Regions from separate parts of the Mus musculus genome. Here region 1 is linked to region 2. The links are chromatin loops, found by intact Hi-C in ENCODE. Cell type or tissue: heart. All regions are shown on one strand. Each heading gives the region's core, and the rest is flanking DNA. Links, peaks and the distances in the headings are about the cores only.

The links. Peaks named below come from ENCODE experiments on the same cell type or tissue, not always from the same donor. Only the 100,000 strongest peaks of a DNase experiment are listed, where the experiment ranks them.
Region 1: a loop joins it to region 2, with 2.1 times the contacts of the local background. A loop is called at or near these places in 3 of 42 quality-filtered maps.

What each region holds. Positions count from the first base shown.
Region 1 is chr2:179,969,527-179,985,453 of GRCm38, reverse strand. Taf4 (TATA-box binding protein associated factor 4) reads left to right here and starts at 8,808. Exons shown (of 15, transcript NM_001081092.1): 1 at 8,808-10,041. The coding sequence starts at 8,808. It overlaps 4921531C22Rik (RIKEN cDNA 4921531C22 gene), which reads right to left and starts at 8,601. Exons shown (of 2, transcript NR_033782.1): 1 at 8,262-8,601; 2 at 6,441-8,005. In heart, for the core only: no CTCF peak of the experiment used is centred there; DNase peaks (open chromatin) are centred at 5,463, 8,563, 10,163, 11,403 and 1 weaker place; H3K4me3 peaks cover 4,783 bases; H3K27ac peaks cover 2,610 bases.
Region 2 is chr2:180,105,936-180,121,862 of GRCm38, reverse strand. It overlaps Gm46782 (a long non-coding RNA gene), which reads left to right and starts at 11,112. Exons shown (of 3, transcript XR_001783600.2): 1 at 11,112-11,167; 2 at 11,593-11,752. It overlaps Osbpl2 (oxysterol binding protein-like 2), which reads right to left and starts at 2,557. Exons shown (of 14, transcript NM_144500.4): 1 at 2,394-2,557. In heart, for the core only: a CTCF peak has its summit at 7,764; DNase peaks (open chromatin) are centred at 3,862, 4,122, 5,622, 7,522 and 3 weaker places; H3K27ac peaks cover 1,497 bases.

The DNA.
Region 1 (15,927 bases), core at 4,458-12,457, 140 kb after region 2:
TTTCCTGCTGAGCTATCTCTCCAGCTCCGAAAACAACATTTAAAACATTTTTATTACATTCTGTTCTTTCTCTGAATGTGTACCATCCTGGGAACCCACTACATGGATTGGATCACCACAAGATGCCTCTGACCTTCACATATGCACTGTGGCACCTGTAAACCACACACACACACACACACACACACACACACACACACACACACACACACACACACATACACAGAGCTGTATGAATGTAACTGCAGAAGCCAGCAGCGGCGTCTTTAATGTGTACTGTACTTTTTCCTACATGTCTCTGGGTCTAAATACTTAATGAAACCTACACCTGATAACTTTGCTTCAGCAGAAGTTATCTGGCCCTGACATTCTTTTCTGCACTGGCAGCCAAGGATCTAGCTCTACTCAAAGGGAAGTTCTTAAGGGGGGAGGAGCGTTCTTCAGGCTGCTGACAGCGGTACTGGTCTGTTTCCCTGGAATGCTGCTGACATGGGAACTGATGCCCGTTGCCATCTGTGGCTGCTTGTCACAGGCATGAGCACTTGAGAATTGTAGGACCACTTTTTACTATAGGCGTGTTGTATCATTACTGCAAAATTGCCACAATTCGCTGCTGCTGATCTGCCTTTAGAAAGGCATGTGCATTTCAAAGAAACAAGGTGGAAAAGTGCCTTCTTTGCTTACTCCAATAGGCAGCATTTCTGAGAATTTACATTTTTTTTTTTCCTGGTCACCAAATTTGTGTCTGGTACCCATCCCTTCAGCCTAATACTTTCCTGTAGTGTTCTGGTGTCTGTTGGTGGTGAGCTCTCTTAATTTTACATGACAATATCTTGACTGAGTCTCATTCTCCAGCACTGGGGATGGAACACCTGGGGTGAATGTTTTACTTCACACTATATTCACAGCCCCATCCTTGCCTTTTATCTTGATAGAGTCTTACTAAGTGGCTCAGGCTTGAACTTAGGCCCTCCCTCCTACCTGAGCCTGATTAAACTGGGATTCCAGGTCAGTGCCACCAGGGCCAACTTTACTGGCACTCTTAAAAGGTCTGATCTATCTAAATTGGTTGATAGGCATCTTTCCAATACTTTGCTCTTTTGAGATAGGTCTCACTGTGCAGCCCTTAGTGGCCTGGCACTTGCTGTGTAGATCAGGGAATGTATTTGACCACATTAATATAAGTGTATTTCTCTCACTAGACAGAATTCCAGGCACAATTCCCTCCAGGGCTTCCCCCTCCTCTGTTTTTTTCTGTAATTTCAGTAATACACAGACACTGTCATACAGTAATGTGCACATAGACACTGTCACACATAGACCTTGTCACATAGTAACGCACACACAGACACTGTCAGACTGTAATGCACACAAACACTGTTACACAGTAAAGCACATATAGACACTGTCACACAGTAGTGCATGTAGACACTATCACACAGTAGTGCACACATAGACACTGTCACACAGTAATGCACAGACACTGTCACACAGTGATGCGCAGACACTGTCACATAGTAGTGTACACAGACACTGTCACACAGTAGTGCACACATAGACACTGTCACACAGTAATGCACACAGACACTGTCACACAGTAGTGCACACATAGACACTGACACACAGTAGTGCATGTAGACACTGTCACACAGTAGTGCACACTGTCACACAATAATGCACACATAGACATTGTCACACAATGATGCACACAGACACTGTCACACAGTAAAGCACACATAGACATTTTTATACTGCCCCAACTCCTCACTTCTCCTTTTCGGATTAGATGAATTCTATCAATACATGGCCCAATCATTGAGGTTTTTTTTCCTTTTGGTTTTTCTGAGACAGGGTTTCTCTGTGTAGCCCTGGCTGTCCTGTAACTCACTCTGTAGACCAGGCTGGCCTCGAACTCAGAAATCTGCCTGCCTCTGCCTCCCAAGTGCTGGGATTAAAGGCATGCGCCACCACCACCTGGCCCAGTCGTTGAGTTTTCTCAGTTCCAGAATATAAACTTAAAATAGTTTCTAGTTATGTTGTGAAAAAAACCTATCATTGGTTGAAAGCCTAATTTTCTTCATGCCAGATATTACTGGTCTAGCCGTTGTCAATTTTATTTGTGTTCATGTTTATGATGGGATGTGACAGAGGACAACTCCAGGTGTTACTCAGGTATTGTTTAGCTGTTAAACAATATTTTCAAAAATATATTTGTCTGTGTGTAGAGGAACATGTACACATGCAAGCCAGATAACAACTTCAGGAGTTCTTCAGGACAAATTTTTTTTTTTTGCTTTTGCCTGCATGCATATGTGCATGTGATATGCACAGTTACATGTACAGGTTTGCAGGGGCCAGAGGAGGACTTTGCATTTGGGACGGTATGTATCACTAGACCTGGATCTAGTCTGGCAGGTCACAAGCTATCTCCTTGTCTGTGTCCCTCAGAGCACTGTAGTACTGTTGTGCATGGACCATGCCTGGCCTTTCTACATGGCTGCTGGGATGCAAATGCAGATTCTCATGCCTGCATAGCGAGCACTCTTACCCACTGACCTCTTACAGCCTTTGTCTTTTTCTAAGACAGGCTCTCTCGCTCATCTGAAAAATATAAGCTAGGCTGCCTGGCCTGGAGCCCCAAGGATCTGCCTTTCTCCAATTCCCCAGCACTGGATTATGGGTTTGTTTGTTTGTTTATTTATTTATTTTGAGACAGGGTTTCTCTGTGTAGCCCTGGCTGTCCTGGAACTCACTTTGTAGACCAGGCTGGCCTCAAACTCAGAAATCTGCCTGCCTCTGCCTCCCAAGTGCTGGGATTAAAGGCGTTCGCCACCACTGCCCGGCTATTTATTTTTAGAATTAAAAAATTATGTATTCTTGTGTCTTTTTGAGACAAAGTTTTATTATGTACACCTGGCTGGCCTCAAACTCCTGGCAATCTATCTGCCTCTGTCTCGGAGAGCTGGGATTAAAGACATGAACCATCGTGCCCAGCTTAAAATTTTTTTTTAAATTTTAATCTTTTTAAACTCGGTTGTTGGGGATGAAACTCTGGCCCCCATGCTTGCAAGAACAATTTACTGAGCCATCTCCACAGCCCACAGCTACTTTATAATCCTTACATAATAATCCTATAGGTCAATCCCCTTACTCCTGTTAAGAATGAATGATTTTTAAATTTATTTAAACATTTCCTTTGAGACAGGATTTCTCTGTGTAGTCTTACTGACCTGGAGCTCTCTCTGTAGATCAGGCTGGCCTTGAACTCAGAGATCTGTCTGCCTCTGCCTCCAGAGTGCTGTGACTAAAGGTTTGCGCCTCACCTCCACTTTAGGATAATATTATTTTGGTACTGGTTCTTTTGGGGTTGTGGCCTGGACATAGTGGCCATGTTTTGTCAGCTGATGGCTGACTTTAGGGACTGAGAGCCAAGTCCTTATCTTCCACTTGGATGGCTGTTCATGTCTTATTCTGAGCTATGCTGTTTGAAATCTCCCCAGTACTCCTCAGAGTCCAACTGGAGATGGAGGCAGCACTTGTTGCCCGACTTTATCTCCCCTTTTCAAGCTTTCTCTTGTCTAGGATGCCCTGTACCTTCTGGAGAGGGGTGACACCCAGCTTTGAGATCCAGCTCTTTGGAGTTTCTTTCTGCCTAAGTGGCCTGGACCACGTGCTGACCTTAGCAGTTCCCAAAGGCAGGGACAGTTCCCTGTCCTGTGCTGACTCCTTTCCAGAACCTGTACCTGAGGGCGTGCTCTCGAAAGCTAGGCAAATGTTGTATCATTTCGCCCACCCGGAGTTTAAGGTGTGATCCAAAGGTGAGTTACTCTTGTCATGTGGGAAACACAAGCCTAGCTTATCAACTTTTGTAATCAATGATTTTTTAAAGGCTTATTTATTATATATAAGTACACTGTAGCTGTCTTCAGACACACTAGAAGAGGGCATCCTTTCTCATTACAGATGGTTGTGAGCCACCATGTGGTTGCTGGGATTTGAACTCAGGACCTTCAGAAGAGCAGTGAGTGCTCTTAACCACTGAGCCATCTCTTCAGCCCCTTATCAATGATTAAAAAAAAAAAAAAAAGCAAAACAATTCGGGGGTAGGTGTTAAACTGCATTTTGCACCAAGTCTGTAGCTGACACTGGGGAGAAATGGCATTTTTACAATGTCATGATTGTGTCCCACTTCATTCAAGAGGCAGGCTGTCTTGATGAACCCAGAGCTCACCAGAGCTCAGCTAGTTAGCCAGCTTGATCTGGGAGTCTGGTCTGCCTCCTGAGTGCTGGGGTTACAGGTGGCTGCCACCCGTGCTTGGCTCTTACAGAAGCTGTGCAGATCTGAACCCAGCTCCAGCTTGCACAGTGAGCACCTGGCTCACTCAGGCATCTCCCATGCTCTCCTCCAACTTACCCCAGTTACGTTTAAGATTACCCGACTACGGGTCTCGTGTTTTTCATTTGTTTCATACTGAGGTACTTTTTATTTTATGTGTAACTGGGTTCTCTGTGAACCCTGGCTGTCTGCCTGCCTCTGCTGGGATTCAAGGCATGTCACCACCCGACTTGCATTTCAAATTCTGAGTGGTCAACCATTTGGTCACTTGGTCCCCAGCTGGTGACGCCTATAGGAGGTGGAGTCTAGGCAGATGAAACAGGATGCTCAGAGGGGAGGCCTTCAAGTAGGGCTGCCAGGTCTTGCTTGCTTCCTTCTTGTGGGTTACAATTATCCTCAACCTCCTGACACTGCAAGCCATGGGCTGTTCTCCTGCCATGTCTGCTCCTGCATGCTCTTCCTCACTGAGGCTCTTCTGCCAGGCACTCTCTCACAGAGAGGAAAAGTGCTGGGCTCCACCCTCTTCTTAGGGTGCATCCTCAGTGACTGAGGCATCTCACTAGCTCTTCCTAACCATGCCAGCCACCAAACCTTAAATGTGATCATTCAACACTTAACGGCACTAAGTTTTCAGGGACGTGAGTTGAGGTTTGCTGGGGTTTTGCTGTTATTGTTGTTTATTTTTTATCTTTCAAGACAGTTTTATGTGGACCAGCAGCTCTCCACATTATTATGTAGCTGAGGCTGGCCTTGAACAATTCCTGCTTCCACTTCTGAAGTGCTGGTACTATATGTGTGTACCACTATACTCTGTTCCAAATTGAGTTAGGATTTTATAAACTGGACATGTGAGCTGAATGGGGGGTGGGGGTGGGGGAGGCAAGTTTTATTAGAAATCAACCAAAAAGGAAACCCTCAGGGAACCACCGGATAGAGCAGAGCGACAGTGCACCTCGCAGGAGGTATGGCTGCCTTTTCCTGGGAAGTGAGGCTGATGATGAAACACTCGGGAGGTGGAGGCTCGGGAAGCCAAGTGCAGGCATGCTGACAGGCTGGGCTCCCTCATGCACTCTGAGTAAGCTCCTCTGAGCTGAACTGTAAACCCGGTCACACAGCTATAGTTAGTCCTTTGTGGGAGTCAGCCAAGAGAATGTTGTCATGAGTCATTCTGGAGTTTTATAGACAGCTGGCTCTGGAGACCGGGGTTAGTTTCAAAAGGAGAAGGCAGGAGGAGCAGACACCAGACCCATGATGTCCATTGACGTGTGGACAAAAGGATAGCTAACCTCAGCATGGGAAGAGTGCTACTAGTGCCCAGCAACCTTAGTGTCTGAGACTTGGCTTTATACCCTTACCAAGAGTGAGACCCAGCCACAAACTTAAGCCTTCTAACCTCAGTTCCTCTTTGGCCTTGCAGAGAGCACTCAATGCATTAGTCCTAAGACTGGTGGCCACCCAAGCCTGGTCTCAAGCAAAGGAGTTGCAGTTGTAATGTGTTAAAAACTTTTCAAAGTGATCTTGGAATTTGGTAGGTCCCAAATCCAGGAACTGGTATCACTAGAAGATGAGAGGTACCAGCTATGTGAAAGGCTGACAGGATGGAATGAGCCTATCAAGGCTAGCATGTGCAACACAAGATGCTCTGTCAAAACAAAATAAAGGAGAGACCATAGCCAGGTGAGTCCAGAGATGGCTGAAGCTACCACAAGGTAAGGGTGCCTGACACAATCACCCAGAAAGCAGGAACCAGTTTGAGGTCTCCAGCTACCATCTAGTGTGCACTCTTGCCTGTGTCTCTGTCTGTCTGTCTGTCTGTCTCTCTGTGGTGCGTGCATGTATGCATGGAGGTTAGAGGTCAGCATCAGGTATACAGGTGTATTCCTCAATCATTCTTATTTTTTGAGACAGGATATTTCACTACACTTTCTGGGCCAGTGAGACCCAGGAATACTGTGATCCCCACCTCCCCATAGCTGGGATTACAGATGCATGCTGCTATACCCAGTGTTTTCATGTGGGTACTGGGATTCAACTCATATCCTATCATTTCACCAAGCGAGCCATCTCCTTATCCCTCCGCTTTGCCTTTTTTTTTTTTTTTTTTAATTAAACATCTTGTGCTGGTGAAATGGTTAAGCAGATAAAAGTAGTTGCCATATTAGCCTGATAAAAATTTGATCCCTTAAACCTATGGTGGCAGGAACCTACTTGCAAAAGGTTGTCCCCTGTTTCTACAAAATGGGTGTTTTATTTATACTTTATATTTAATGATTCTTCCTTTTCTCTTTTAATGCTAGTTCAAACTATGAAAGTCATAATGGCCTATGGCAATGTATCAAAGGGAGAGACAATTTAAAGAAAATTTGTTCTTCAGTCTCCAGAGTGACAAAGGTTAAGGCTTTAATAGTGTCTACTGCCCCTTGCATATAGATTTTGAGGAGGGGAGGAGACTTTTTAGCTCCACCCACTTCAGTCTTAAGAGCTCTGCACTTGAAAACAGCTACCTGAAAGATGTGTGGCTCCCACACTGGGCTCTGCAGCAAGGAATGAAGGGACTGGTGGGCACAGACCCTAAACCCTGCACCTGTAACTTAAGTCTTGGTGGCTCAGGGGCTGTGTCATTAGCAGATGCTTAAGAATGGAAGGAGGCTGTGTACCGTGGTACCAAGAGGCCTGTGAGCTCCAGAGCCTGGGCTTTGCTATGGCTCTCATTGTTGTGCTCCCTGTCACCTAATGGCTTCGGGGTACAGGCTACTGTACACCTAACTGGTGGGTCCCATTAACCGGCATCAAGAGGATTAGCAAGAACCTTCTGATCCTTTGGTCCACTTTAAAATCTTCAAACCATTATCAAGAGTAAAGAATTCTGTGACTTGTGGCTGGGGGCTGTGACTAAGTAGTGTCCCACTCACTCAGGATGATGCTCTTGGCCCTGAACGTGTTCTCCTGTGTCAAAAGAAGACTCGTGGGTTTTATTTACAACTGTGAATTTCTGTTCCTTCTAGTGTGTGTCAAGCCTATACTGGCTTCTAGCACCCAACCTGCTTCCTCATTGTCTCTTTCTTTTTACTGGCTTTCCAAATCTGGAGGCTGATGTTCAAGAACAAAATTTCTGTTATTTAAGGATTCCCAAGCACACTTTGCAAGTGAGGGCACTGTGGGGTTTGTTTGTTTGTTTTGTTTTTTGGCTTCAAGGCGCACAGTTCCTTAGGTAGACTATTGCTTAGAGGACAGCTGGGGTAGGGTGGGGTTTGTATAGTAGTTATATAACTCATTTAGTTTAAAAGGCTGGGACAGGATCAGCACACAGGCTGAGAGTTTATACTCTGCTTTTGAGAGAATAGTTCTCACCTCACCTTTTTGATACAGGGCCCCACAAGACCCCCAGGCTGGCCTCCAACTAAATGCATAACAAAGGTTGAACTCCTTTTCCTCCTGCCTTCATCTTCCGAGTGCATGGAGGGTGTGTGTGGGTAGTAAAAGCTGGTGGGAAGAGTCTCTTTCAAGGCACGAAAGGAAAAAAAAAAAATTACAGTGTCAAATTCCTCATTCCCCAGTGCTGGATCTGTGCAGACCGTGGCAAGTCTCTTCAGAGGTGACGATGATTCTAGGAAGGTCAGTTGCGTTGAGGTCCCCAACAAGCTTTGCCATCTGGAATTTGTTTTCGGCCTTTTCAAAAAAAAAAAAAAAAAAAAGGAAAGACGAAATCCATAGCGATGTCCAATAAGACGGCCTTTTGGTTAAGAAAACACCCAGAAAGAAAGGGGAGAAATGGTAACGAAAATGTTCCTACAAAGTGCCAGCAAGCATCAGTTTAGAGGATTTACAACCAACCCCCCCCTCCCCCACGAGAAAAGTAAATAAAGAACAAATCAGCTTCCGGATGTCCAGCTTCGTCCGGGGTGTGCACGGCCCTCGTACTAACCGCTGTAAGTCAGGGGAGCTGACCCGTCGTGTCCGCGGCGTCCTCTGCGCACCTCTCCGCCCCGAAAGCGCCTTCGTGCCAGGACTCCTGCTCCTCTCTGACCGCCGGGGCCCCGGGAGCGCCCGCGCAGCTGTCACCGCCCGCCCTGGCCGCAGCCATTTTGGAAGGGTGCAGACAAAGGGCGAACCCCGCAGCCGGCTGCCGCGACCCACCCGGCGCCTAGAGCCGCCGCTCTCCCGGCCCCGCTGCCATTCCCACCAGCGCTCCAACAGCCGACCAGCACCCAGCGCCTAGCCTGCTCCCCGGCCTCTGGCGCTCGCAGCCATTGGCCGCGTCTTTTAAGAGCCCGCCGCAGCCAATCGGAGGCCACAGGGGCGCGGGCGTGGGCGGTGCGTGTCGGCGCGCCTGCGCAGTGGGCCGCCCCTCCCCCCTCCCTGCGCGCCGCGCCCCCGCCCGCCCCGCGCACCGCCCCCCGCCCCGCTGGAACCTCCTCCTGCCCAGGCGCGCTCGGCCGAGCGGCGGCGGCGGCGGCGGCGAGGAGGAAAGATGGCGGCGGGCTCGGATCTGCTGGACGAGGTCTTCTTCAACAGCGAGGTGGACGAGAAAGTGGTGAGCGATCTGGTGGGCTCGCTCGAGTCGCAGCTGGCGGCCAGCGCGGCCCACCACCACCACCTCGCGCCGCGCACGCCCGAGCTGCGGGCCGCGGCCGCCGGCGCGCTCGGGAACCATGTTGTGAGCGGCAGCCCGGCCGGAGCCGCGGGCGCAGGGCCGGCCGCCTCCGCCGAGGGCGCGCCCGCAGCGGCGCCGGAGCCGCCCCCCGCAGGTAGAGCGCGGCCGGCGGGTGGGGGCCCGCGGCGCCCGGGCTCCAGCTCACCGCGCCGCTTGCTTGTCCCCGCAGGGCCCGCGCCGGCGCCCGCCAAGCTGAGGCCGCTGCCCGAGGCCAGCGCGGGGCCCTGCCCCGCCGCCGCTGCCGCTGCCGCCGCCACCGCCGCCGCCGTCGCGGGGCCGGATCCCGCCGCCGCCGCCCCACCCGCCGGCCCCGGCGCCTCCAAGCCCGGCCCGCCTGGCCCGCCCGGCCCCGGCGCCGCGCAAACTTTGAATGGGAGCGCCGCGCCGCCCACCGCGCCGCACGCCGCACCTGCTGTCAGCCCGGTCAACAACGGGCCCGCGCCGCCGCCCGCCGCCGGCTCTGTCATCCAGGCGGCCCCCGCGCCCGCCGCGCCCTCGCCGCCCGCCGCGCCCGCGCCCGCCGCGCCCCCGCCGCCCGCGCCCCCAGCGCCTGTCGCGCCAGCCCGGCCGCCCGGGCACCCCGCCGCGCCCGCGCCCCCCGTGTCACCCGCTGCCGCTGCCGCCGCCGCCGCCGCTGCCGCCGCCGCGCAGAACGGGGCCGCTCCTGCCCCCGCCGCGGCCTCCGGGGGCGCCGCGGGGTTGGGCCAGCCGGGCGCGGGCGCGCAGGGGGCCAAGGCCGAGGCGCCCAAGCCCGGACCGGGGCCCGGGCCGGGGCCGGCGGCGGCGGCGGCGGCGGCGGGGGTCGCGGGCGGGGGCGCGGCGGGCAGTGTGCTGCTCGGGCCCGCCATGCCGGGCGCGCTGCCGGGGCCTGCGCCCGGGACCCCCGCGGGGCTGGCGAAGGGTGCGGCCGCGGCGACCCCCAGCCTGCCTCGGACGCCGGCGGCCACCACCGGCGCTATCCGGGCCACGCTGACGCCCACCGTGCTGGCCCCGCGCCTGCCGCAGCCGCCGCAGAACCCGACCAACATCCAGAACTTCCAGCTGCCCCCAGGTGAGTGGCAGCGCGCGGCGGGAGGCCGAGGGCGGGTGCACCAGGCTGCCCTGGCGTTCCAGGAAGTTCTGGGCTGCATTCTGGGACCGTGCCCTAGTCGGGTGGCCCGAGAGGCCGAGGGGCGGCCCCTGCCCAGGTGACCTGCCAGTTTTGAGGGCGTCCCAGTCCTGGAGCTCCCAGATCCCTCGGGGAACTCTGCTGTCCCATTCGGATGCTCTGGGCTACCACCGTATAGCCGAGGGGCCCTTCTCTCTCCTTCCTCAGGTGAGGTCAAGAGAGGGCGAACCGACTACTCACGGGCATGCTAATGAAGTCTGTGGAAGGCGGCATGGGCTTTCCTGTTGCCAGGGAAGCCGGTTGGGGACTCCATGCTGGGAGCAGGCGTTTAGTGGTCATCAGTGCCTGAAAGTGGACCCTGGGTGTTTTTTGTTGTTGCCATCCCTGGAGGTCAGTAGGACACTTAGTGCGTAGGGGTCTGCGGATGCAGGAGATCATGGTGATGTGGATTCTGGGACACAGGAGCTGTCTCGGCTCTTGCAGATTCCACACATGTTCTGACTCTGTTGTCCTCGAATTCCTAAGGGTCCCTTGGGTTTGTCGAGTGGCTCCTTTCCTCGCTTGTAGCCTGCTTTTGTTTGAGAGTCCTCTGCAGGAGTGTTCCCACAGAACCCTGGGCCGGAGCAAGCCCTGTGCGCTCCTCCGGTATTACACGGTGACATGTGCAAGCAGTAGTAGCAGCGCCGCCCGCCCGCCCGCCCGCCGCGGTGGCAGTAGTAGAGAATTAGAAAACATGCTGCTACTGTGTCCTCTCCTGTTTTCTTAAAAGTGGTTTGGGTCACGTTGAAAGACCTACAGCATCTTTAGAATTGGGTTTTGCTGTGGAAGTCAATGAGGATTGGGAAGGCTCATCAAAGGTCCAGAGATACCTGCCCTATCTATGGGGATATAGGACCCAGAAGTGTTTGAGAGGTTGCAGGGGCTGCCATGCTCTGAGGAGGCGCTGGGTGTGACATAAGGCCTAGGAACTGCAGATGTCTCTTGCCACACATCTGGGGTTTGCTGAGAAGTGAGCAGGGTGTGTGTGTGTGTGTGGGGTGGCTGTGTGTGTGTGTGTTTTGTGTGTGAAATTGAAATGCCTTGTTCATTATCTTCATTCTGACCTCTGGGTGGAAAGTATGGCTGATATTTATAGTTTAAGATGCATTTTGTGCTTGTAGTCTGCTGTTCGAAATGCCACAGTACTTTAACACGGACTTCCCCAATGCAAGTATGTGCCCACATTGTCCTTTTATCAGGAAAGCTGGCTTAGTCAGGTGCCCATGGCATCCTTCCATAGCAATCCTGGCTTACCCTGGCTCCTTTGCTTTTGAGTGCTGCACAAGTGAAGTCCGTCTCCCTGGGAGAAGGACGATGTCATTTGAAAAGGGCATTGGCTGCTGTCTGCACCACTGCTGCCTCCTTTTCCAGGTCAGGTTCAGAGTTGGCGTGTAGAGCAGAAGATAACTCCTTGGGGGAAATGTAAACATGTTCATTATTTGCACGTCTCTGCGTCTGCGTCTGCATCAGCCCCCATGCTTGTGCTGGAGAGTAGGGCAGAGTCTGGTGTGTAGCAGACACCCAGAGCTCTGCTTCAAAGTCCCACATGCTTTCTAAAAAAGAGAAAACTCACACCCATCCTCTGTACCCCTGGCTTCTGTTGCTGTTTTGATAAGGAGTGCTGATTGATTACCTTACTTTAAAAACACCCAAAGCTAAGCTAATGTTTGGTGCTTAAAACCATTACCACCAGTGCTAGAAAACCGACATCTTTTTAAACAAGACGGGGAGGCGTAGTCAGAGGATGCAAGCATCCTAGTTTTGTCCTGTAACTGCGTAGGCAGAACTTTTTCTAACTGATGTTCCTCCTTCATTGATAGCTTTTATAATAAAATATACTCAGGAAAGATGAAAATAGGTTCTAATAAAACGTTGTTTAGCCAATAGCAGCCTTTGCACGGTAAAGTGGAGAGAGAGGGGGAGGCAGGTTTCAAGGCTACACATAGGTGTCAAGTGGAATAGCATACCATTGGCAGTTGAGAGGAGTGTGAAAAGGGCTGAGTCCCTCCCAGTGCCCTCATGAGAGAGGTCATGCTGGGGGAGGGGAGGGACACAGGCTTCACCCTGAGGTCTGTGAGATCAAGTTTAATCTTCAGCATTCACCAGGAACTTCTAATAAGTACCTTGAACTTGTTTTTTAATTTCTTTTATTTTTTTAAGCAACCGGAGCCCCGATCTTCCCTGTCAGGACAAGTTTCTAAAGGGACTGGGATGTTACTGTGGTTGTGACTTGCTGGTGGTTTGCTGGTGCCAAAGTCTAAGTTTGATCCACAATGAGAGCTTTAGATAGTTCTCAGATTGCTGGATGGCAGGTGCACATGTCAGGAGGAGATAGAGGCATGTCACAGTGTGACTATAGTTGTCAAAAGGGCAGGTGAGAGAACCTCAGAGTTAGTGTGTGCTCTGGTGACTTTGAGAGTTCTGGGTGAGGATGCTGTCCTGCAGGCTGTTTTTCTAACTTGGCAAATTAGCATTTTCTTTTACGTGTGCTCATTCTACCTTGGTATTGAATTTACTCTCATGTTGCTCTAGAACTTGGCTAAATCATAGGTTCTCTGTGTAGGAGCAAACATTCCTTCTGTTGGCTTGGATGCTGTGGCTCTGGAGTGACACAGGTGTCAGGTGCTGGTTCCCACACGTGGATGTGGATTAGTGGCTCACCACATTTGGGTCTGCCTGAGTTGTTGGGCAGATAGATTCTCAGGCAGCTCAGGGTGGAGTTCTGGAGGGGTTATGGGCTGGGGTTCTGAAGGCCAACTTTGGCAGCAGCAACCAAGAGGAACATTCTTGGAACTTTAGCTTTTCTTACTCGAGGTCACAGTTGCTGTTTGCTTATGGAGCCTCAGTTTGTCTGACTGTAAAGTTTGTCTCTGCTGAGTGAATAGGAAGTTGTCCATTGCCCCACAGGATGAGACATGGATGGGCACAGCTGCACTTTAGTCCTAGTTCCCTGATCCTTTCCCTGCTTGAAGGATGGTAACAGTCTTTTTAAGGTTAGTTTTATTCCAGTGAAAAGTCTTACCCAGTGGACAAGAAGTTTGGGGCAGGTTGTCTTGCTCTGAGTGGACAATGCTGGGGTGGCCACCACCCACAGAGCCACATGCTACCTATGGGAGGACCTCACTAGGGCCTGGCTTTAGGCCAAAGGTTGTAACCTAGTTTGCTGCTGCTGCTGGAGGAGGAGGAAGAAGAAGAAGAGGAGGAAGAGGAGAAACATTTTGGTAACCATAACTCGGGCAGTGGTGCACTTTGGAAGACTAGGAGTGGGTCTCCTTTCCCATCAGATTCACAGCTGGCCTGTCATTGTCATCTTCGGGCAGTGTGGTGATGGGATGATGACTGGCATTTGCAGCTGTTTTTGGAGCTGTTCAGCATTGTTGTGTTTTGGTAGTAGTAGAGGGTCTGTGAGCATTTCAGGATGGTGGGCTCATCCACACTTCATGCTGTGTGTTCAAGCAAAGGCTCTGACCTTGGGGAGAACCCATCATATCAGCTCAACTCTTTGTTTTGGTTTTTAAGAGGCAGGGTCTCTCATTAGGTTGTCTGGGACTCTCATTCTATAGCCCATGTAGGCCTTGCTTGAGGTCCTTCAGTTCTAGCTTCCTGGGTGCTAGTGTATGCTGTTATACTTGGCTTATTGGTCTCTATGTATATGCACTGCACTTCTGGGCAGATTCTTGTATACTAGGGCTCCTAAGAAGAGTACCCCCTGGCTTGGGTAGGAATGAGTGAAGGAGGGAAGATCGGCCACTGGGAAACCTCTTCACAATTGCCCCAGAGAGGCCACTGGATCAGAACCATGTCTACCTCACTCAGCCCCCTGCCCTGAATGGAGTGGCTTGGTGGGGTAGTACTTAAGTCAGGGTGTTCCAGGATGCTTTCAAAGACTGCCTCTGTGTAAATGTGCACTTTCTTCCACTTACAATGTAAATTTGGAAACAGCTTTTATAAATAGCAGGTTATATCCGGGCTGATCAAATCATTATAGCTGCTTTTTTTTCTTTTTCTTTTTTCTCTTTTTGCAAATCTTGAAGCAAAGATGTAAAGTTCTGTAGAAACTGCCTAAGGTCTGAAGCAGTTTGTGGAGTTTGAAGGAGCAACTTTGCTTTTCTCCATGAGCCTCTCCTTGCCTGGTCTGGGATGCAGCTGCTGTTCAGGGCTGTTGTTGGCAGTCTTTTAGTCAGGCCTTGGCTAGCACTAAAACTGCTAGATTAAGTTAAGAAGATGGGAGAGGGGGGCTTTTGTGTAGGAAGTCTGGGTGCTGTGCAGCTTTGTGCCTGTGCTGAAGCCAGGGTTACCTGGATGTTGGTTTGAGTGCAGTTGGGCCAGTTCTTTAGAACTGCTTGGCAGATCAGGCACTGCACAGTTATGTCTAAGAAGTAGGAGTTTTATATTTTATGCTAGGGCTGTGAAAGTTTTGGTTTTTTACCTTCTTTTGAATATTTGTACCAAAGACATAAGAGCTTGAAAATCTTTAAGAGCTAACATTGCCCACAGTTAGAATCCACTTTTACCCTGTTCTTTTGTGACCTGTCTGCCCAAGCAGCTTGCTGCTGTGTATGGGGCCAGTGTGCTGCATGCAGACCTGCAGTTTGCTCTACAATCATGTTCTGGTAGGAGGGGTTGCTGGAAGCTAGGCCTTTTGCCACTCTGAGAGTCTGTGAAGTTCGGGAGAGCCTTTTCCTCTCCTCCTGGAGCTTTAAGCACACTGTTAGTGTGTGTGCACATACTGTGTTAGTGTGTGCACAGACTGTTAGTGTGTGCACACATGGTGTGTTAGTGTGTGCACAGACTGTTAGTGTGTGTGCACATGGTGTGTTAGTGTGTGCACATACTGTTAGTGTGTGTGCACATACTGTGTTAGTGTGTGCACATACTGTTAGTGTGTGTGCACATGGTGTGTTAGTGTGTGCACATGGTGTGTTAGTGTGTGCACATACTGTTAGTGTGTGTGCACATGGTGTGTTAGTGTGTACACATGGTGTGTTAGTGTGTGCACAGACTGTTAGTGTGTGTGCACATGGTGTGTTAGTGTGTGCACAGACTGTTAGTGTGTGTGCACATGGTGTATGGGTGCATGTGCTTCAGCACACATGAGAAGAGTGGACAGAGGTGTGGACAGTCAGTCGTCCCTGCTACCTTTCTGTGGGTTTTGGGGATCAAACTTAGGGTGCCAGCTTGCAGAGCATAGCAGTGCCTTTACTCACTGGGCCGGCCGTCTCTGTCTCCTTCCTGAGGTGTTGAGGGACCATTTTGTAAGGTCCTGTCCTCTGAGTGGTAGAGTGGCCCTGAGGAAGGCACCGGTTTCTGTGGGCTCAAACTTGCAGGGAGTGCACCTACAACATGCAGGTGGGTGGTGCTGATGACCTTGGGTTTTGGAGTCATTGCTCTGGGGGACTTCTGGTTCTTGTGACAAACTGGATATCTGGCTTTAGAATGAGACCTTAGTAGTGAGTCTGCTGTGTGGATCTGAAGGCGTTTAATTTGAGGGACTGAGGTCTTAGTTGATGCTGAGCAGCAAAAAGAACTGAGCCCTCCCCATCCAGGGCTACTGCCTAGAGCTTCCTGCAGAGTCAGACCTGGGGTATGCGGCCCAGCGCACAGGCCCCGGCAGAGGCTGAGATCTGACAGCACTTTTCAGAAGGTGCTGGCAGGGACAAAGGAAGGGTCTTTGGCTGATGACCTGTTACAGAGTGGCAAAGAAGGGAGGGAAAGAGCCTGCTTCTTACTTCCTGTGTACATGGGGATGGGGGCTTAAGATTCAGTTTTTCCCTGTGTGTACCAGTTTGT
Region 2 (15,927 bases), core at 3,811-11,810:
AGTTATCAGGCTTGGCAGAAAATGCCTCTCCCCAGTGAGCTATGTATCTTGCCTGTGAGTTTCCATCCTTTTTGTGAGAGGGCAATCTGTTGTTTGAATGCTGGGATTAAAGGGCATATGTCACTATGCATCGTTAAATTCTTAACACACATTCTTAAACAGAACTCCATACTAACTTTCTTTTTTCTCCCTTCCCTATGTGTGTGTATGTGTGTGTGCATATACATATATACACACACACACACACACACACACATATATATATACATATATCTATGTAGTATGTTTTAGGGAGAGGGTATTTTTGAGACAGGGTCTGTCCACATAGCCCTGACTGTTCTGGAATTCACTATGTAGACTAGACAGATCTTAAACTTGTAGAGATACACCTGGTTCTGCCTCTTGAGTGTTAAAGGTGTGTTCCACCACACCCAGCCTAACTTTCATATAAGGTTTTTATAATCCCAGCTGAAGTAGATGGACTGGGGGTGGGTCTAGACAGTTTGGACTACAGAGTAAGGTCCTGTGTCAAAGCAGAAAAAAATTTTTTTCACTTAGCATTTTTTTGTTTGTTTTTTGCTTTTCAAGTCAGGGTTGCTCTATGTAGCCCTGGCTATCCTGGAACTCATTATGTAGACCAGGCTGGCCTCAAATGTCCACCAAGTAGAAGGCAGAGGCAGGCAGATCGTTGAGTTGGAGGTCAGTATGATCTACAAAATCAAGTTTCAGGCCAGCCAGTGTTACACAGTGGAACCCTGTCTCAAAAACAAAACAACAAAAAGAATATGAACTCACCAGGGCTATGATGCATACCTGTAATCCAGAACACGGAGGACCAGAAATTCAAGGTCATGCTCAATTACATTTGAGCCTACCCAGTTACATCAGATCCTCCTCAAAAGTAACAAAATGAGTGTAAAGAACACACAAACTGGTATCCAATACTAAATGATCAGCCCTGGAAGCATATAAGTACAAGTAACATTACACAAACTGAGCAGGTACAACTCATGCATTTAAGGATACATAATACATACACACATATACATATGTAACAATAATCCAAAAAGTAGAGGCCACAGAAGAGAGCAGAGGAACTACTAGGGGATTGGAGGAAATGATGTAATTATATTACAATATCAAAAAGTAAAGCTGGGGATAAAGAGGCTGCTTTCTTATCTCAACGGGCATAAGGCCATGCTCATCCTTACCAACAACAAAAAAAAAAAAAAAAAAAAAAAGAGAGAGAGAAAAAGGAAGTCTGGGTTTCGGTACCTTTGTTACTTAATTTGCTACTAGGTGCTCTGAAGTAAGCTACTTGAGCTCTCTTTTCCTTGGGAATAAAGGTAATGTTAGTGACTGCTGTAAGACTCATGCTTCTAATGATCTAGAGCAAATAATTGCTCAAAATTAGCGTCCCCTGAGATAAGAGTTGTTATTACCAGACAGTACCTGGGGCAAACAGGAAGGTAGATTCTATGGAGGACATGCAGCCACCCATTTCCTCATTGTCACCCTTTAGTTGGCACCATCAGAGGCAATGGGAGGCGACGGACAATGTGTCCACTCAAATGTTCCTGTTTCCTTACTCACATCAGTGAACTAACACTTTGGAGCACCTGTTGCTTGTCAGAGCCCACTGCAGACGACTGACCCATATGTATCTCTTACTGGTACACCAGATGTCACATGCCACAAGCAAGAAGTGAAGGTGGGAGAGATGACAGGTGACAGTTAGCAGGGTCCAGGCTCTCTGCAGAAAGGGTCAGCAGTTCCCCATCCCTGAGGCTCCCACTCAGGAGCTGTCCCATCAACATCTCTGACAATATGGAGCCTAGCCTACACGAAGGCCTCCTCCGAGTGTGTGCAGAGCCCCACAGAACCACTGATCCAGATGTGCAAAGGCCGACCCACAAGAACATAACTCAAAAGCTTGTCCAACTCTCAAGACTGAGGCGCCCCACTCGGCCGCAGCGTCTCGGAGGAGCAAGGGGGACAGAGCGCCGCCGCCGGTGCCTCCGCCTCCACGCGGGGCCCACCAACCGCACTCAGCGCGGACAGCCCTGGCTGCCTCGCTGGTGCAGGTCTGAAGGCGCGCTCCGACTCTGCTGTGGAGACATAGGCCCTCGGACCTGAGGCCACGCGGGCACCAAGTTCCCCGCGCGCCCCGAGGGGATGCGCGGCTCGCCCAGCAAAGGGAGAACGCCGGAGTCCCTCGCGTGCGACCGCGGACCTCGCTGGAGCCCCACGGGGCCCCGTCCCTCCCGCGGTCGTCCACACTCCCGGCGGCCTAGCGCCGCGACTCTCCAGCCCGAGCCCAGCCGCGGCCTAGGTGGCAAATGGGCCTCCCCGAGACCCGTCCCCGCGCGCCCGCCCCGCTGCAGCCCACTCACCCGAACGCGGTCCCCGCGGAGTCGCCGACCCCACGGCCGCCCCGCCCCCGACCGCAGCCGGCAACCCTCTGACACCCAAGCGGAAGTGCGGCCCGCGCCTCTCCGACCTACAGCCCGCCGTGCTGCTCGCCGCTCGCCGCGCCCCGCGCCGTCCGTCAGCCGCCGCCTGGCCAATCAACGCTCGGCCCGCAGGCCGCGCCGGGGGCGGAACCATGCCGATCACGTTCTCCGGACAGCTTCTCCCTCGGCCCTATCATAATCCGGCTCACACGGGGGAGTGGCGGCGCGCCCAGCCAATCACCCCTTGGAGAAGGTGGGTTTATGCAGATACTGGAGCTAGAAGGAAGGGGAGGCAGGAGGAAGGGGAGTGACCTTGGGAGAGGCTAGTTTACAAACAGTGAGTCAGGTGGCTGGGCGTGAACGATCCCAGGCTGGCGCTGGGCTAGACCCACCCTTTGGCTCCCGACCCCGCAGACGCTTCTCACGGTTGCTGGGGTATGAACAAATGGCAAATGTGGCCGCCGGCCTTTGCGCGCCAATCGTGACTTAACATACCCTGGGGCCAGTTTACCCCTCCAGTGGCCTCCCTGGCCGGTTCATCCTGTTTAACACCCTTAGGCGCCCTGTGGTCTGCAGTGGCTCCTGGTTAAACTCAGAATCTCTGGGGACACGCCTGCAGCCTGTTTGGCCTCAGAAAAGCTATCTGACCTCTCTGAACACTCAGTTTTCTCTGTAGCCAGGGTTCCCCAGCCTCCTCATCACATTGGAATGTGGGGTCTGGTTTGAGAAAGGTGAAGTGACATGAATCAAGATGGCTACTGACTTGCATAGGACTTTGCAGGGCACAGGAATTGCAAAGGTATGGGACTTGTGGTCCGATCCTAGCCAGGAGGTTCAGCTCAGTGTCAAACCTGAGGGAAGCAAGTTAGATGTCTCTTGTCTTTCACAAACCTACCCAGAAGCAAGTGAGGTGAGGGCCGCTATAGGTCGTTTGAAAGCAGGAAACCAAGGAGGAACCAAGTCCCCCAGGTCATCCAGGGCCAGCTGCACCTGACATCAGTCCAAGGCTTTCCAGTTACTTGAGTAATTACTTGGGTTTTTTGCTAAGCCAGTCTGAGGCTTTAGCAAAGGGGTTCTAAATGCCCCCCATGAACCTTCTTCAGCACATAATGAAGGATTCTTCTCCAAGGCCACACTTCTTCCTCCAGTAAGGTGGTGCTCACACTCACACACAGGTCCGTGTCGTGTCCCGTCCCCCCCCCCCCCCGCCTCTGTGGCCCACTCTGCAGATACTCAAGTCCTCTGCAAACACGGAGTGGCCCAGCAGACCCTGTCTGCCTCTCTAGCTCCCACCCCAGGGACAGCCTGGCTTTCTGGTGGCCCCTTCTCACTGGCGCAGGAGAGACGTGCTGGGACTGGAAAAGAGCCCCCTGCACGCTCAGCTCCTAAAGAGAGAGACAGAGGGAGGCGGGCCAGGCTTCCGAAACAAAGGCGTTGCCATGGTTACCTCTGAAGAAAGCAACTCCAGCCCGCTGAGGGCTGATGGAAGGGTGCGGCAGCTGGCCCCCCAGCCAGGACAAGGACAGCTAGCCGGTTGCCACGGAGATAGTCAGACTGACCAGGTTCTGCAGTTTTTCTGGGGGCCTGGCCAAGACTAGCTCAGAAACCCACCACCACCCACACCCTTACCTAAATCTCCAAGATCAGCCCCTCTCCAAGAGACAAGCCTCAGAGGGACACAGCTTACCTAACCTGTTTTTGGACTTTGAGCTACAGGGCCCTGCCATCTGGGCAGAATAACCACCCAGGTTGGGCTGGGCATCCCTACTCAAGCTGTGTAGTAGATGGGCTGACCCTGGGGCCGGGGTGGCATTCCAACCACCTGTCTTCCAGCTGTGGCTGAGGAGAGCCTTGAGTTCCTCACTTCCGCTTTTACCTCTAGGTAAAAGGTGAGCTGACAGGTACCTAACACTGCTCCTGGCTCTCTGCCCCCTTTAGGAGCTGCTGCCACCTTTCAGCAGCCTCAGGTGCAGGGCTGGGTGGCTCAGCATCCCTGTCAGTAGGGGAGGGGCTCTCTCCATCTTCGCCGAGTGGCAATGTCCTCTAGGATGGACTAGTAGGGTGTAGAAAGAGGAAGAGTTGGCTCTGCGCCCGGCCATGACAGTGCAGATAGTGATAGTCAAAATGCCCCCAAAGTGTTTCATTATGTCCATGTCCCTTCCAGTTCCCCCATGTCAGCAGCTGACCAGGGAGACGAATGTCATTGCTCCCACTTTACGGATGTCAGACTGGGTCTCAACCCAGTTAATGCCTCCAGAGGGCAAGGCACAGAGACGTCTGATGGACCAGCAGTCTGGCTATGCCCAGACTCCAGACCAGGATCTGCCCTGAGTTTCCTGAAGGGGCTATGGCTGAGGGCCACAAGATCAGATTCCATGTCACAGGACCCCTGAGTAGCTGTAGCTTTGAGTGCTCTCAGCATCTGAGAAGTGCCAAAGGACTGTTTGGGGAGTGTGTTCCTTCCTGAACAGCTCCTGGGACACAATGGGATGCCATGAGGGTGCTGCCCCACCCCACATGGTATAAATAAAGGATACATCCAGTCCCAAGTGCTAAGTGGAGGTGGGAGATTACAGGATAGATCCTGGAGGTCAAGCCAACTCTGAGGGCTTAGAATGGAGGCCAGAGGCTCCCTGACAGAATCCCTCTGTCTTCTTGACTAGGGCGGGAACTACCCCTTCCTCAAGGGTGGGCCATCTGCCTGTGTCTCGCAAGACCCACGCAAGGCCTCCCTTGACCACAGCTGGCGCTGTGGGTGGTCACAGCCAGATAGCAACACGAACCCCATCATCCTGTTTTCCATCCTCACCCCTGACGGAGGCAGAACAGAGATGATCGCTCCCCATTCCAGAAGGGAAACTAAGGCTCAAGAGCAGCAGCTCGCCCAGGGACAGGCTACCAACCACCCACCCTCTGCCCTTCACCCACTCCACTCTTACCTCTTTGCCAGAATGCTATCTCTTCATCTCAGCCTGTTTGTCCGCCAGCTGGGCCAGGGTGTGGCATCCAGGAACTGGGGTGCCTTGTATGTGGCCCCACCTGGCCCCTGCTGCTGAAGCCAGCCTGAGGCCATCTCCACCCCAGATTCCCAGGTCCCTGGCAGAACACACTTCCAGCTCTCTTCTCAGCCATGCCATGGAATCTTCCGTGGGGACAGGAAGTAGGCTGCCAGTGGGCAGCCTGACCACAGAGGCCTGGACCGGCTCACGTGGCTCGGCTGATTCTTCTCAGTCAACTTTCAAGTCTCCTCTGCAACGTGACGATGCTGGCTTCCCTGTCGGGGAGGGTGGGTATTTTTAGGTTGAACCCGCCTCGTGAAGAGACAAGTTATCAATAGCAGCAGAAAAGGGCTTTTTCTTATTCTTTTTCCCCCTGTGGCTTTGGGACACGAACAAGCTGCACCTATTAAACTCTGCCAAAAGGAAGCAGGAAAAGTGGTGTTCCCCATTAAACTTTTCACCCCAAAGTTCCTTCTATGTGACAGCAAGCCCAAGCCATCCCAGGCTAACCCCAACACTCCTTCCTCTTTTGGGAAGCTACCCTAACAACCTTCCTAGTGACAGGTCCTGTAGAGGTCAAGGAGTGAGGATCCAGAGGAGGTGGAAAAGGAGGCCCCACAGACTCCCTTCTAAGCACCAAGGAAGCTACTGGCCCGTTTCTCATTTCCCAGTTCTGTGTGCCCCACTGTAGGCTGAGTGCCCTAGAGTGGATTGTGTCAGCTAAATGCTCAACTACTCATGGCAAGTGATCAGGAGGCCCCCAGGAGTCTGCCTACCTGAGGTCAGGAGGCCTCACTTGCTAGTTAGCTACTGTTTCCTGAGATCAGAGGGATGTGTGAAAAACCGGTCAAAGCCAGCACGCTTCTTCCTCCCCCACAAGGCTGACCAGAGTGTGTGGAGGCGCCTGCACGCAAAGAGCCCAGCTCAGACCCAGCATGTGCGAACACTGAGATTTTCTTGACAGGTCACTAGAATGGCATCCTGCCTTGCTGAAGGAAACATTTGAGCCGACTTGGCTGCCTGCCCTTCAGGAATGGTTAGCAAGCACTCCATTTCTGAAGAAGCCCAGAATAACAAAGGCTTCAACAAAATAGAAGTGTGCTTGCTCCCATGTGACAGGAGCCCAAGCTGCCCTGTCTCACTCCTGCTTTGCTGTATAACTCAACAAAGGTTCCTTCCAGTCTCATGTCACGCCATGGCCCAAAACAGTGGCTGGTGCTCTAATCATCACACACAGCTCTAACCAGAAAGGAAGGGATGAAAAGAGGGAGGAAGGATAACATTGCTGCTCCCGCCCCCAAGATAAATCAGCTTGAAAATCTGCCCCAGGAGCTGAGGAAAGTTCAGCCAGTGAACCAGTGTGTCCCTCTTCCCAGCTGTACTCTGACTGGTGGAAAGTGGGTTTCTCTCTCTTTTCCCAACATCCATTTCTCCACTTACACTTCACTAGCCAGGACACCATCCCCTGCTACTTTGACAAGGCTGAAGCATTCTACCTGAGGGTGTCACTGGCCTAAGTAAAACAGGCTCAGAAGAGATGATTACAGTGGTCACTTGCCTAGTAGGCCTACCTGCTGGCCTCACCTTGAGTAGTGTCTGAGACTGTCCACCCCCACCCAGGCCCCAGGGGCTGGGACTTCAACCCCCACACACACATACACTAAAGCCCATAACAATGGAATTCCACGATACCCTCCTGGGCCAGTGTGGGACGGATGCCAGCCAGACTCCATCTCATAGTCTTTAGGGCAACTCCATACCCAGCATGGAGCTGGCCCAGGGAACTATGGTTCCTTCTTCCTGGCTGTACTGGAGCTGATGGAAGATGGGTCCCTGTCTTTCTTCCCAGTATCCCCTGAGCACCTGCCACACACTGACCCTGCCTTGGACCCTGAACACAGATGCAGAATACACCTGAGCAAAGAGAGGTCCCGGATCCTGGTCTAGGATCCACAAGTCCCAGGGACCCATATCGGGTGGCAAGAATATACGCACATCCTCGTGCAGGGAACTGGCAGGGCAGGAGAGAACTGGAGGAGCGACAGCTGGGCTGGGTTAGATTTAGCTTGCTGAGAGCCAAATGCGTTGGCCGGAGCCGCTGGCTGGGCCTCGGTGCCAGGGAAGCTGCATACCGGATGGGAGGGGCAGGTTAAACACGCCTGGGGAGCCTAGATGGAGAGCAGAGATGAGGCTCAGGACAGAGAATGGAGGTTTCTTCTTTCCGGTAGTAGCCCAGGCCAGGGAGGAAGGCTAGCCAAGGCCACCCTCCCTCCCTCCCTGGCACCAGCATGCTTCCTCCATAAGGTGGAGCTAAGGACATAGGGGAAAGGCAACCTGGTAACTGGAGTCCTTCTGGGAGAGGGTATGCACCCTTACCCCATCTTGGGAGAGGCAGTCAAAAAAGACACAGCCTGCCGGGGCGTAGTGGCACATGCCTTTAATCCCAGCACTCGGGAGGCAGAGACAGGTGGATTTCTGAGTTTGAGGCCAGCCTGGTCTACAAAGTGAGTTCCAGGACAGCCAGGGCTATACAGAGAAACCCTGTCTCTAAAAAAAACAAAAACAAAAATAAAAAACAAAAAACAAAGAAAGACACAGCCAAGGACCTAGTGGCCACTGCCTGTGTGCCGGGCTGGGTTACCACAGAGGTCAGGTGCCCTGCCCTGGCTCCTGACCTGTGGTTGAGAGGATGTGGTAGTCTCTCACAGTGTTCTAGTCTAGCCAGGAGCCTCCATGGAAGCAAGCCTATGCCAGTGTGCAAGACCCAAGCTGGATTTACTGCACTGGTATCACTATCTTGAAATTCTTCGGCCACATTTCCTTCTCATAGCAAAATGTACAGCCACGCTATAGAAGGAGTGGGCTGGGCAATGGCTAATTCCCCAACCAGCTCCGTGACTTATCCCCTGCAGGGATGGGGATGGGCCAGGCTATCAGGTTGAGGTTGTTTGGGGAAGATCTGGAGGGGCTTATAAAGGGCCTCATTCTGGTCGTGTTGCCAAGGCTGGGAGAAGTCAGGAAATCCAAGACAACCTTAGCCATGGCTCTAAAGTGACTCAGGGATAGGCCTCCCCAGAGCACCCGTGGAAGACAGAGTTAGCTCAGGGCTTCCCCAATACCCTGGCCTGAAGAGCAGCCTGGCCTTCTGAGCCCTTGGCAATAGGAGATGGTGCAAGTAGATCCTACAGACAACCCAGGAAGGACAGAGCCCAGTGTCCACATGGGATGGGTTTTTACCTGTCATTTGCTCTGTGTGCCTCCATCTTCCTGGGGCTTGGGAAGGTATGTGAAAACCTTCCGAGGGCACCCGGTCATCTGCACAGGATCCATCTAGGAGCTACCTAGACTCCTCCCCATCAGCAGGCTGACCTCAGACAGGTGCACTTGAAAGCCAGATGCAGGGTTTGAGTACAGACCCTTTACCTACCCCTGGACTGTGTGTTGAGATATGAGCCTAAAGGTGACACCCCAAGGAGAGAGGCTCGCCAGGAGAGCAGAGTCAAGAGGACAAGGTAGCAGTTAGGCTCCTAAAGCCAGCCATTCCTAACGAGGTGGATGAAATGACCCACTTTCTCCACTGGGCATGCCTGGCCAGGATCCCCCTTCAAAATGTCACACAAGTCAAGAGTAGTGACACCTTTAGTCCCAGAACTTGGGGAGGGAGAAGCAGGTGGATCTCTGTGAGTTAAAAGCCAGCCTGGTCTACATAGAGAGACCCTTTCTCCAAACAAACAAACAAACAAACAAACAAAAGACAGAGTCTAGCCTCCTTCTCAGTTATCAGGCTCAGCACTGCCGCTTCCCACACATGACCACTGTTGTCCCAACTGGAACAGGTAAGCACTAGCTCCGCCCGGCTGAGTTCTGTGGAGCAACAGCTTCATCTGTCAGCAACCTGTGCAAGCCCTCATAGGTGCCAGTCCTCACTCCAAAGCCCACCACCAGCACCTCAGCCCCACTGTCTTACACAAGTCTGGGGGCCTTAGGAGACACCCTGTTATGTTTTCCTGTTGTGTCCTGACTGTGTGGGCTATGAGCATGTCAGATAAATGGATGAATGTGTGGGATGCAGGTATCAGCAAGGATCTCAGACACCCACCCAGCCATCCTAGGCCTCTATGGAGATAGGACATATTCCTGTTACCAGCTTGTCTCTACAGCTCAGGTCAGATTCATCCTGTTGTAACCTTACACACACACACAAACACTCTCTCTACCTACTCCCTCTCTCTCTCCCCCGACCCCGCCAGCTTCTGAGGCCCCATCCTTCCTCTCTTGAGGAGCCAAAGACTCGCCTTCATTAATTGCATTCTCAGCCCTACCCTGAGCAGTTCCTCCCATCTCTATTTTCCTGGCAGGGATCTGTTCCCCAAGGAGCTGCCTGGACTCCCAGGGGACATCAAGAGTAAACAGAGCCACCTTACAGAGGGCAGGGTCTTCCAAGCAGTCCTAAGCCAACAGTCACTCAACTTCCTTTTATTTTTATTTTTTAAACTGTGTTTCTGAGGGCTGTAGAGAGGGCTCAGGGCTCTAAGAGGAGTTGAGGAGTCCACATAACTCTGGGGTGGGGGTTGGGGGCTGGGCATATTCACAGAAGTATGAGCACCACACAGGTCACAGGGCACAATGGGGAACCCTGGAGAAACCCTGAGGGCACCCTCTGGGGTGCTGGTTGGCTGACCCTGATGTGACTGGGAGGGGGTTTCCTATGGGGTGCATAACAGCTAACCCCACTAGCATCCGTGCTCCAGCTGGGTAGAGTGCTCTTCTGCCCAGCAGTTAGACTCCAGGACAAGCCCAGTGGGCCAGTCCAGCAGACTCTCCCCCAACCAGGACAGGGGAAAAATGGACAGGGGATGCCTGGTCCTCCCATGACCTTAGGTGCTGAGAAGAGGACATTCGTTGGCTACATGGAGTAGCCTGATATGATTAGTCCCCAACTTGACCATCTAGTCTTGCACCATCAGACTGGGGTCTACATCAGAGGCAAGAGTCACCTTGTCATGGTGTTGTCACATGTAGAGTGACTGCAGTGGGGTGCAGGAGATGGTCAAGCAGAGGGCAGGAACCCAGAGATATCAGAAGATAAAGCATTCAGGCTGGACAAGGCCATGATGGCAGTCAAACATACAGGATATGGAACCTAGACCTTTAGAGAAGATGGGAATTTCCAGAACAGAGAGCAGGTTACCAGACACAGCCAGACACAGGTCAAGAGTTCAGACAGAGGCCCAGCATTGCGGTACAGACTTTTAATCCCAGCACTGAGGGATCAGAGACAGGTGGGTCTCTCAGTTTAAGGTCAATTGGGTCTGCAGAGTGAGTTCCAGGTAGCTAGAACTATACAGAGAAACCCTGTCTCAAACCTCCCCTTCCCCAAAGACTCTAGACAGAGGAATGTCTTAGACCTACCTAGCAGGAACCAGGCCAAGGGCATGGAGGAGCTCAATGTGGGTACTAACTGGGCTGTTGGGAGAGGACTCAGTGAAGACAGGCAGAGTTGAACAGATCACAAGAGGCTGTGCCTCCTTTCTCTCCAGAGCAGGGCCCTCCATCATAGCACCTGTCCCCATCTCTAGAGATGAAGAGGTCTGAGAACTGGCCAGTGCCCCTTTGTTGTGTGACAGTCACCATTCACAGCTGCCTAGAACAAGCCACAGTCTGATGGCCCCAGAAGAGCACTGACATGAAGAGGTTTGGAGCTTGGCTGAGTCGGTAGGCAGGCTTAATGTTGTCACAGCATAGTCTGGGAGGCTTCACTAAACACTCCAGGGAAAGAATTAGAGGCTTCTGGCCATGGGCTGGGCTCCATACCATCATAGGGCCCCACACCAGCCCATATTCTGCCTGGAAGCCCTGGAGGCTCTCTGCAGTAGGGCTGCTTCCACTTCTCTCCGGCTTTCCTGTGTGGTTGTCTTGGACTTAGCACTCAAAGGACAAGATGCCTGCAGGTGCCAGGGCTGAGGTCAAACAGCTACAAGTACTCATCAACTACCCAGACTCTGAGAGTGCTAACATGGTCTGTAGTGTCACCTCAGGGGACAAGTGGCCTTCCAAGACTCTGTCTTCTGTTATGCCACAACAGCTTCTCCAGTAGCTTCACTGTCAGCTGTGACATCACTCTCTGTATTACCCTATAGGCAGTGTGGACCCAGGTTCTCAGAAACTTGGCACAGCTGCCCCAAGACCCCACTACAGTACCTGTTCTGCCGAGGTCATGTCTCTGAGAGACGGTGTGTGAGCTCCTGATACCAGCACTGGCTACTTGGCTGAATGGCCATCCCAAGGGCAGCTGCAGAGGTAACTGATTGCAACCAGGCTTGCCAACAACTCCCCACCTCTGTTTTCTCCCTGGTCATTATGGAGTTTGAATTATGTACACCCACACCACGGCCAGGGCAGCTACATGACTGTCATAAACAGACTAATGTGGCAGACTCTTAAGACAGAGAGAAGGGAACAGGAACTGGAGGGAGCCGCAGGGAGAGATTTCAGGGACAGTCTGGGAAGGAGGCAAACACAGAGGAGGTAAGCTGGAAAAGAAGGTTGTCTTTGAGCACCCCGAGTCTCATCTTTCCTGGACTTTTGAGCCCTAGGCAACAACAGTCATGTCTTTCTTTAAGGATTTCTTGAATTAGTCTTTGTCACGTTCAACTAAACAGCAACACTATCTCCCATCTCCTTTTTCCTCTCTGACATCTGGTCCCTAAAGGTGACATGGAGAGTCAGACCCTGTGTCTGTTCTGCATCATGGCCTCAGACGCCTTTTTTATCACATTTGGGCCCTGAGCTCATCAGGGTGCACCCGGAGCTGGCTCAGAATGTCACGGGATGGGGGGGTTGGGGGGAGGGGGGAGCCAAGGAACAAAAAAAGAAAAATCTGCATTCCCATATTCAAATGAGCTCCTGCAGGCGGGAGCAGACAGCAGGTCCACTGAGGAAATGAAACATTGAGAGGCCAGGCCCTGGCAAGCAACTTGCCCACTACAGGCCGGACGGCTGCCCTTCAACTAGCCCTTGGTGGTTCCTGTTCTCTCTCGTTATTTCTCATTAGTGAGCAGTGTTCCCACACAGCACAGGCAAAAGCTCTGCAGCCAGTCGCACCAGGATCACCCTTAGTTCAAGGGAGAAAGGTCTTTTCTGGCAACGAGGAAAAGAGCTGGAGGCAGAAAGCCGCCTGGGACAGCATGGGAGGATGGCACCAGCTAAGCTGAGGCCGTGACCTGCACTGGCTTCTTCAGCCCAGAGCTGCTCCTCCCCTGGTCCCCAGCCATGTGTTCCAGCTATCCTTTTGAGTGTGACTGCACCTCAGTCTTGTAACGTTCAACACCCAACACCCAGATTCCCACTCAGCTCCACGACACGGCTGCAAACTCTGCCCTGTGGAGAGCTTGAACCCTAAACTCTGGAGGTAGGCTGGGCCTACCTCTTTCCCCTCCCCTCCCACAGCTTATGCCAGGCTTGAAAAAACATCCAAAGTCTTCAGGTCCCCACTTGGACTTCATTACACAACTGCCTCCAGCTGGCTCTGGGCATCTACCCTCCACCCTCCCAGTTAACCCCACTGTGGCCAGGAACCTTTAAGAGGACTCTCGGAGTTCCAAGGAAACACCAGCATCCTGCCCACTGCATGAGAAGCCTACCCCCTTTCCTTCCAAAGCCCTCCCATCTGTCTTTCTGTGCTTCAGCCTAACTGGCTTCCTGGCTGCCTTACACTGGCCCACCCTTTTCTGCTGCTATCCCCAACCCCAAACCTCCATTTCCTTCCTCTCCTCTCCATGTCTGTGACCTAGTGACATCTTGTCAGTGAGAAATCCCTTTAAAAATCCGAGTCTGGCCCTAGTTGAAGTCGGGTTCACCAGTTAAGGCAGGACTGGAGGTGAAGACAGTGACCTATGAAAGAGACCTTGGCAGGTGGCCAGAGCCACTCCCTGATGTCCTTAGCTGCGGGTCCCTTGGCCCGAGGAGCTTCAGAGATGAGGACTCCTATCCCAGACGATCCCTGAACAACATATTCTCTGATGGGTTATTGAAAGGGATTTGGGGGGTGGCTTTTTCCCCCCACCAACTCCAGTTCCTAGACACTGTGCCTGTCCCCTGCAAGTACAGTACCGTAGAAATGCCTCTGACCCATAGTATATATCCTATAGGAAGGCAAGTATCCTCATCGGCCATTGTCCCCAGCCTGTGTGCCTAGAGGAGGCTGGAACTGCAGCCTATGATGTTCTTCCAGGGTGTGGGCTACTAGTCTTGGATCACTCCTAGCCTCTTTTGCAGAAAACTAGTCTCTTGGCCAGATGCTGCATACGCAGTACCCGTGCCCATGGGCGGGGACTATGCAAGCTCTTGCATGTGGCTTAGGCTGAGTTAGCAAGGGTGGCCTGAACCGGGAGAAGGAGGCCACGAAGTTAGCTCATTACCAGGTATGAGGGCTATTTGTTTGGAGTTTGTTTTTGGGATGGGTCCGTGGCCAGGCATTCAGAAAAACAAGAGTTTAGCATATGGGATTACAGCTTTAGGGCCCACGGGAGCCTCCAATGTGGCCACTGCGTTGTGCTAACATGCCAGTCTGTAAGGTACACTCTGGGGGTGCATCTGGCCTTGTGTTCCTTTTCCTACACAAAGCCCTTCCTGGGAAAATCCTCCAGGGTAGGGTGCCACATAGTGACCTTCCTTACTTATGCATTGCCTTGGTCCAATTGGCCAGTCAAGTTTCTCTGCCTGCATGCTTCTTACACTTGTATTTCTACTGGCCTCAGGAGACTCTATCTCAGGGCTGAACCAGGACTAGGGCCCTGGAGAGGGTGAACTCTACGTCTGTGGGGCCCTATGCAGATGATTCTACATAGGGCAGTGGTTCTCAACCTTTCTAATGCTGTGACCCTTTAATACAGTTGCTTATGTTGTGGTTACCCCCAACCATAAAATTATTTTGTTGCTACTTCATAAGTGTAATTTTGCTACTGTAACGAATCACAGTATAAACATCTGATAGGCAGGATATCTGATATGTGACCCCCCAAAGGGGTTGCAATCCCCAGGTTGAGAAACACTGACATAGGGTGTCTGGGAGCCTAATGAGGTCATGCATACAAGCAGTGAGTCTGGCCTATAGGGGGCACCCATAACCACCGCCACTGTCCTTATCAAACCTCTGGGCTAACTTAACCTTCCTGCTTCTTCTGGCCTCCATTTGTGGAGGAAGATTTCCAAGCTCCCAGAGACTGGGTAGCTTCCTCCAAGAGCATAGCTGAACCTTCAATGCTAGGGTCTGAAGTGATCCTAGTTAAGTGTCGTTATGGAGCTTGGCCCCGTCAGAATCTCTAGGAGTGTGCAGGGATCTGGCTTGTAGGACATGATGCATACTGCCTGTTTTTGTTTGTTTGTTCGTTTGTTTTTAATGTATGTTGAACATTCCATGACACCAGCACAGCAGCACCATAGACAGCTGTGGGGCAGTGGAGTTGAATAGGGTTAAATTGGGTCCACCTAGCTGCTGGAATAGTAACAAACCACCAGGGAACTGCTCTTTGTCCCAAGTGGTCTCCAGGTGGTTCTCTGGGGGTGGGCAACAAGCAGCAACATTCATGGAGGCCTGGATAGGCGCACATGAAGGAAGGGAGACATAGCTGGTGAGTCTCCATGTCACATAGTCCTGAGTTCTTCATAGGGTCCCAGCCTCCACTTATCAGAATAATGACCAATACCAGGGCACTTTAGACTAGGATGGGGTGGGGGGTGGGGGAGGCTGGTGAGATGGCTCAGTGGGTAAGAACACTGACTGCTCTTCTGAAGGTCCTGAGTTCAAATCCCAACAACCACATGGTGGCTCACAACCATCCACAGTGAGATCTAACGCCCTCTTCTGGCATGTCTGAAGACAGCTACAGTGTACTTATTTATAATAATAAATAAGTCTTTGGGTCAGAGAGAGCAGGGTTGACCAGAGTGAGCAGAGGTCCTAAATTCAATTCCCAACAACCAGATGAAGCTCACAACTACACAACTATCTGTACAGCTACAGTGTATACACATATACATAAAATAAACAAATAAATCTTTAAAAAAAACAAAAAACAAAAAACCAAGACTGGGACCGGAACTGGCCAAGACTTTATAGGGATTTTACAAATTTTTATTGACTCTCATCCTCAATCCTGTGTCAAGATGGGGACATTCAGCCATTAATGAGATCTAAAGATCCCTTTAAATTCCCTCCCAACCCCATTTCCTGAGGGCTCTGAGATTTCTGAGCAACATGTCCGGTTCTACTCACTTTCACGGGAAGAAAGAGAGCAGCTGAAAGAAGCATTTTGGAGGTGCTGCACAGTACTGGGAGAGTGAGCCCTGCCAAGCCCTTCAGGCCACACACAGGCTTGAAGGGCAGGCTTGATTGTACCCACCAGTTCAGCTGGATCTTGCTGTCCAGTTCCAGGACATGTTACTTTGACCTCTAGTTAAGTGCCTGAACCCAG